Linked DNA regions of Homo sapiens: region 2 is linked to region 1. A link is a contact called in ENCODE Hi-C data. All regions are on one chromosome and are shown on one strand. The core of a region is the stretch at or near the end of the contact, and the rest is flanking DNA. Distances in the headings are between cores, read along the strand shown.

Region 1 (3,356 bases), core at 579-3,078:
GGCTGGGGCTGAGCTGCAGGTCAGCCATGCTGCGCCTCACCTATTGAAAGAGGGAGCTGGAAGTAAACTCTCCGGCCCCCCAGCTTTGACATCTGTGCCCATCCTAGCCAACTCTCACAGAGCTGGCATGCAGGGTTGGATGAAGGAGCACCCTGGGATCCATAGCACAGGGCAGGGTACAGGACAGCAAGATACAGGCTCCCTGCCAGCCTGGGCTGGCCCCGAGGGGGCTGTAGGTCAGGGATACCACTGAAGATTTGCCCGTTAGGCAGCTGCCGGCCCTGTGCGACTGCCTCCTGGACTGCACCCCAGTGCTGGAGGTGGCCACCTGGGATGGGTGCAGTGGCTGAGGAAGCTGAGGTGACCCTGAGCCTGGAGGAAGGCCAGCTGGGGGCTGTCTGCTGACCACATCCCTGCAGCTGGGCAGCAAGGTCTTCCTGGAAGGGAGTCTAGAGTGCATAGCAGGGTCCACCAATGCTTCTAGAAAGCTGTACATCATCAGTATCATAGTCATCAGTGTCCTTTGTAGAGGGGCTTCTAGGCATCCTACATCTGATATCTCACTTACCAAGGGGGCAACTCAGCCATAAGGAAACTGAGTGAGCTGCCTACAAAGGAGAAGGAAATAGTTTTATAAAAAGAGAAGGCATATAGTCACCAACAGGAGAATGGGAATGGTAGAATCTGGCAGAGCTGCTCTTGGGAGCTGCCTGGGCATGTTGTTCAGAACCACGTGAGAGCATTGCTGACTCTGACCTTGATGCTCCCCGAGGATGAGGGCTGAGCCTGGAGCAACACAGGTGGCAGGGCAGGAAGAGCAGGCCGGCTCCCTGGGGATGGGAACCAGCAGGGAGGCTGCAGCTCCAGGCAGGAGTGACCAGGTAATGTTGGAACATCTGTCTGGACGTTCTGCAAGAGGCTGAGTCAGCAGCCAGCTAGGTGTGATTTAACTGGAGTGCACAGAGCTAGATGGTAAGAGAAAGCACGCATTTTTATTGTCCTGTCAGAAAATAATAATGCTCTTATGGCCAGCGTGGATCTCAGGTGAGCAGAAAATTGCACATTCGTCATTTCCCTACATATCAAGAGCCGGATCCCCCACACCACATGGGTGGGAATTTCCACCAGGGTAGTTCCTGGGCCTCTCCCCACCCTGCCCCAGAGTTTGTCCAAGTTGTCCAGGTTTACGCAGGGCCAAGCCACTGGCGAGCCTCCCAGTGCTCACGGACCCTGCCCCGGGTCCAATCTTCTGCCCAAATGGGCGCAGCCTCTGTTAGGATGCTGGAAGCCGGAGGTGGAGCATTTATACCCACCAGATCCCCAGCTCCCCCAAAGAACAGGACACAGCCCTCCTGCTGGAGGGACACACAGAGAGCCCTTGCAGATGTCCCACATCCAGGGAAATGTGTGTCCCCTGTGCCATTCCTCTCTGTGGGTACACGCTGGAGTGGAGGAGTAAGACAAAGCAGACAGAGAGCAGTTCCATTCCATGATGGCAACCCCAGGATGACAAGGGAGGCAGTGCCAGACGACTGACGCTGTGCCCACTCCCATGCTCTGGAGTCAGGCCTGACAAGGAAGATTTATTTTTGGTACAGGCGATAAGGCATAAAAACCCACGCACCGCACGTGCCTGTGTTTTGTGTGGCATGAATACATGTTAGCCGTGACCAACAAGAACGCAAAGCCATTACTTGGTGCCTGCAGAGGGAGGCCTGGCCAGTTCCTATAGCAGGACAGCAGCCCGAGCTGTCTCCAGGGAGAACCTCCAGCCTGCAGCTTGAGTCACACAGCACAGATCCAAGGCACCACCTGTGCCTATTCAGATTGTCTCATGCTCCAGAGAAGTCCATGGAGTGCCGTCCAGATATTCCAGCCCAACAAACCTTCTAAGGGAGAAGCAGGCGCTGACTGGCCCTCACGGTCCCCTGGCTCTCCACTGGAGCCAGAGTTCCCGACAGGACTTGTGGAACAGAATGTCAGCATTTGCTTTGTCTGGAAAGCTCAAGAGCATGTGGATCCGGCCTCATTCAACGGCCCAGAATATCTGCCCCTGGCATTGGTGAGACATCACCCTGTTCCTGCTAAAAGCACAGCAAGGGCTGCCGATGTCCACAAGGGACCTGCCCGCCAAGGCAGATTCTGTCTCCCGGGTCTTCTGAGCTCTGTCCAGCTGCCAAAAGATAGGCTGTGCCCAGAGGAGGACAAAACATTTTGCCCAAGGACTTTATTATGCAACGACACGAAAAATTACCACGTGAGAGTTTTATTCCTCTGAAAACACATTTTGTTGGAAACATTAAATGTTATGTTATTTCCTATGCTGTATATTTAAATACTTTATTTTTCTGGGCAAAAATGCCAGGAAAATAACTTGCCTCTCTGGAGGAACTACTCTACCTTTTTTTTTTTTTAAAGAACTGGCACTTCAAAAAAAAAAAACCCTTAGCTGTCAAGAAATGAGAGTTAAGTATTAACTCCATGCCAGCATCCACTTTATCTTAGATTCCTGATATATTCATTTCTCTTCCCCACTTTTCTACTAAAGTCTGCCAATGTCCTTGATTTCATTTTAACTCCTTGTGGGAGCATGCCAAGGCACCTGCAAGCCCTTTGAAAGAAAGGGAGGAATTAAAAGTAAATTAGCAGAGGCACTTGTAAGTAAGCAAGCATAAGGCTTGGGATTTGTGCCTCGTCATCTGAAGCAGCCTTGTTGAGGGCCGAGAGCTGGAAATGGCAGGAGAAGAACCCTTGGGCCCTCTCTCTAAGAATCCATGGGCTGTCCAGGAAGCATGGGGTTTCCCAGTCTGGAGCGAGAAGGGTAATAGCAGGGAGCATCAGGTATCCTCATTGTCTACTGCTGTGTAACAAATCGTCCCAAACTGAGTGTCTTAAAACAACCACAGTTATTTTATGCTCACTCCTGGTGTCAGGAAGGCTCAGCTGGGTGGCTCTGGCTTAGGGCTTTCTGCGGTGTAGTCAGACAGTGACAGGAGCTGTCAGGGGCTGGCCAGGCATCTCATCATACAGCCTCAACCCTTCCCATGTGCTCTCTCCCCATGGGATATTTTGTGCTTCCTGGCATTATGGCGGCCACAGGTGGCAGGACTTGTTGGGTGTTATTAACACTCAGGGCTCCAGCAAGAACCTCCCAGCAGCGCTCAGTGTAGAAGCTGCAGTGCCTTTGAGGGCTCATCCTCAGGAGTCAGACACCATCCCAGCAGACACACTGTCTGCTGGACACTGTGGATCCGCCAGTCCTGAAGATGAGCCTGGGTCCCAGGGGAGGAGGCAGACCTCACCCCTCAGGGGTAGGGGTGCTGAAGAACGTGTGGGTGCATCTCAAAACTGCCACC
Region 2 (3,356 bases), core at 242-2,741, 190 kb before region 1:
GCCAGCCCCGGCCAAAGCTATTACATAAGAAAATTGGGGCGTGGGGGCAGTGATTTGTGTTTTACGGAGCCCTCCAGGGTATTCTGATGCTGCTCCAATCACCACCACTGGAGAGGAGGTGGGATGTCAAGGAAAGGGCAGGATAGGGACCGGAGGATGGGCCTGCAGGGGCCTGCGGCTGCTTCCGGCAGCATCCCTGGACAGCTGTGCTGGGCCTGTTGGCAGGAGGGAAGGCAGTCAGGCCTGAAGAGGTGGGTGTGCATACCCCACAAGGTGTCATCAGCTCCCAAAACTTGAGAGACTTAAGAATGCACCATCACACCTGTGTGTGGCCACACATTTTGTTCTGCAGAACTCCTAGTGCTCTGTGTCTTGGGCCTTACAGAATAATCATAGCCCACGGCCACTTTGCGTGGACAGTGGAAACAGTGCCAGTGGGGTGCTGTCACAGCCACGGATGGCCATGCCCTTCCCAGCTGGCTCCTAAAGGACACATCCCCAGAGTTTCTGCAGCTCCAGTGGCAAGGTATAGCAGGCATGGCCCCAGCTGGCTCCCAGCTGCTCCAGGCCCCCTTGGCTCTGTGCCTCTGTACACGGTGTCCCTGTCTGCTGAACTGTTCTGTCCCCACTGAGTCATCCTGTAAAGCAGCTCTCCTATGTCACCTCCCCTCGGCTGTTCTCTGTGCCCACTGCCTCCGCTGCTCACTCTATCTCAGCATGCAGCGAGGCCCTCAAGAGATCCACCCACACAGCCACCTCTTTCCCGACTGTCATCCTCCCAGCTGCCCCACTTTGTTCTCCTGGTGGCCCTCTCCCTCCCCGAATCACCACTTCTGTTCACTATATTACTTAATCATTGGGTTTCAGGATGCACTTAGTATGTACATGCACAGCCAGAAGGAAAGCTGACTCTTCCTCTTAGAAGCCCAGGCTGGCCATTCTAAAGTGGTAACAATCTCCAAATAATTCCTCAAACCCCGATTCCTTCACTGCTGTGGACACACAACCCTGTGGAGATCATATTCCTTGTTTTAACTACGACTTAGCAGAAAAATAGAAGGTGAAAGTTCATTTGGGTTATGGATGTGATAACTTTTGAATACAAGGTCACCTCCCTGGTCCCATGACAGTCCCAAACCCAGGTCCACCTCAAGCTGGAGCAGAACCAGCCTCCTCCTTCTCCCTGCCTTCTCTGGGCAGAGACACACACTTGTCCCTTGGGGCACTAGGCATAGGTCTATTGGCAAGGACTCCGAGGCCGCTTCTGCAAAGCACAGAGCCAGGACCTGCAGAAATGGCCGAAGGAGGGTGCTTTTCCTTCATCCCCTTGTCATGCACACTCATTGGAAATTTTCTTGGGCTCCTTCCAAAATAATTGATGCTTTAGGAAGGAATAGACAGATCAACAATGTGGGCGGGATGCTGAGTTGGGTCCTGAGACTGGGGGCCTGGAGTCCATGAAGAGATGTGCTCCCTGAGGAATCTTGGTGGCAAATATAACAAGGCCAGCCTCAGGTGTGGGGTTGGGAGGCGAGGTGGGGCGCTTCTCCCTGGAAAGCAGCTGCTGCCTGCTCAGGCCTGGGGAGGAAATGAAGCTTTCTGCTCATTCACTCACCTGCCAGTATGCACAGAAGGCAAACGGGGAGACAGTTTGACCGAGAGAACCATCTGTGTGGGTCAGCTCAGGCCGTGGTAATAACGTGCCACAGATCTGGCAGCTCAAACAGCAGAACTGTATCGTCTCACATCTCTGGAGACTGAACGTCTAAGACGAGGCTGTCAGCAGGACTGGTTCCTTCTGAGGCCTCTCCTCGCCTTGCCGATGGTGTCTTCTCCCTGCACGCTCACATGGTCATCCCTCTGTGTGTATCTAATCTCTTCTTCCCAGGATACCAGTCCTATTGAATCAGGGCCCACCGCAATAACTTTATTTTACCTTACCTCTTTAATGGCCCTGTCTCCAAATACACTCACATTCTGAGGTCCTGGGTTCAACGCCAACATATGAATTTGGGGGAACAGAGTTCAGCCCATCCCATCACCCCAACCCTCAGCTGGAGGGCAGCATGTCTACCCATCTAGGAGGTCACCCTGTTTCTATGTGTAAGAAGTCCAGGTGGTTTTTGGGAAACGCCATAGCTCCAGCCTGCAATGGTGCATGGAGCAGGGGCCAAGGCTGCTGATACCCTGGGCTGGCCCCGTCTTCAACTTTAAAGCAACATATTGAGAGGCTCTCTGAACTGTACACCATGTTCTTGGCCACCTGACAAGGGGAGAAATAGGACAAAGAAAGTTGTGTGATGAGGCAGAGGATCTTCACAAGCACAGGGCAAGAGTGGGGTGGGATGGGGGACTGAGCTGATCCCCGGGGGGGATGAGGGAGTGTCACACCTTCCAGACCCTGCACACCATCCTCAGCCTGCTGGGATGGCCTCCTCCCCTCTGGAGCCAACCTATCCTGCACCACTTTCTGGGTACGTCCATGCTCGTGGGGAAAAGGAGCAGATTCTCTGGCCCTTAGGATACCTGAGCTTGTCCTAAGCAGCCAGTTTGGACCTGCACAAGCCTGATTGACTTCAGGATGTAGCCAGACCACAGATGGTGGCCTTCCTTCTTCGCTCTATGTCCTTTCTTATGCACGTGGATCTGAAGCCCTTTGCAGCAATTTTTAAAGGGAAAAACATAATTTTTTAAAAAATGGCATGGAGCAGCTGGGCGCAGTGGCTCACACCTGTAATCTCAGCACTTTGGGAGGCCGAGGTGGGTGGATCACGAGGTCAGGAGATCGAGATGATCCTGGCTAACACGGTGAAACCCTGTCTTTACTAAAAATACAAAAAATTAGCCGGGCGTGGTGGCAGGTGCCTGTAATCCCAGCTACTCGGGAGGCTGAGGCAGGAGAATGGTGTGAACCTGGGAGGCGGAGCTTGCAGTGAGTCGAGATCGCGCCACTGCACTCCAGCCTGGGTGACAGAGCAAGACTCTGTCTCACAAAAAAAAAAAAAAAAAAGGCATGGAGCAATTGACAAGTCAGGATGAGAAGCTGAGAAGGTGTGGAGTGGAGAAGAGAGATGGTGGAGGGCCTTGCAGAGGGTGAGGCACCCCGAGAAGAAGAGGGAGGCCCTTGTGAGTTAAACCCATGTGTCCAGGGACAGGGCTGAGCTGGGAGGGGTGGGGCTCACCCATTTTATTTATTTACTTACTTATTTAGTCTTTTTTAAATTTTACTTTTTTATAAAACTTTTTTTAACTTTTTTCTTTCTTTCTTTCTTTTTTTTTCTTTTTTTTTGAGACGGAGTCTCATTCTGTCACCCAGGCTGGAGGTGCAGTGGCGCAATCTCGGCTCACTGCAAGCT

The links. Hi-C counts contacts between places; a loop is a spot of excess contacts on that map. Pooled maps may share reads with other maps.
Region 2: a map of heart right ventricle shows a loop between it and region 1 (7-fold over the local background). The contact joins two enhancer-like sites. A Hi-C loop is called at or near these places in 8 of 168 maps with a recorded cell type or tissue (Right ventricle myocardium inferior, gastrocnemius medialis, heart left ventricle and 2 more) and 8 of 50 pooled maps.

The regions. Positions count from the first base shown.
Region 1 is chr9:89,683,768-89,687,123 of GRCh38, reverse strand. The region is part of intron 3 of LINC03062 (long intergenic non-protein coding RNA 3062); the gene reads right to left. Among named protein-coding and RNA genes, the nearest start is that of LINC03062, 46 kb to the right of the region's middle. RefSeq lists an enhancer at 809-1,380. Within about 2 kb of position 1,828, at least 13 of the 41 ENCODE cell types and tissues checked have a DNase peak (open chromatin) inside an H3K27ac peak, as active enhancers do; they include gastrocnemius medialis, heart left ventricle, heart right ventricle and 1 more, where a contact is called at or near this core.
Region 2 is chr9:89,876,186-89,879,541 of GRCh38, reverse strand. No RefSeq gene overlaps it. Among named protein-coding and RNA genes, the nearest start is that of MIR4290, 150 kb to the left of the region's middle. Within about 2 kb of position 1,491, at least 11 of the 41 ENCODE cell types and tissues checked have a DNase peak (open chromatin) inside an H3K27ac peak, as active enhancers do; they include gastrocnemius medialis, heart left ventricle, heart right ventricle and 1 more, where a contact is called at or near this core.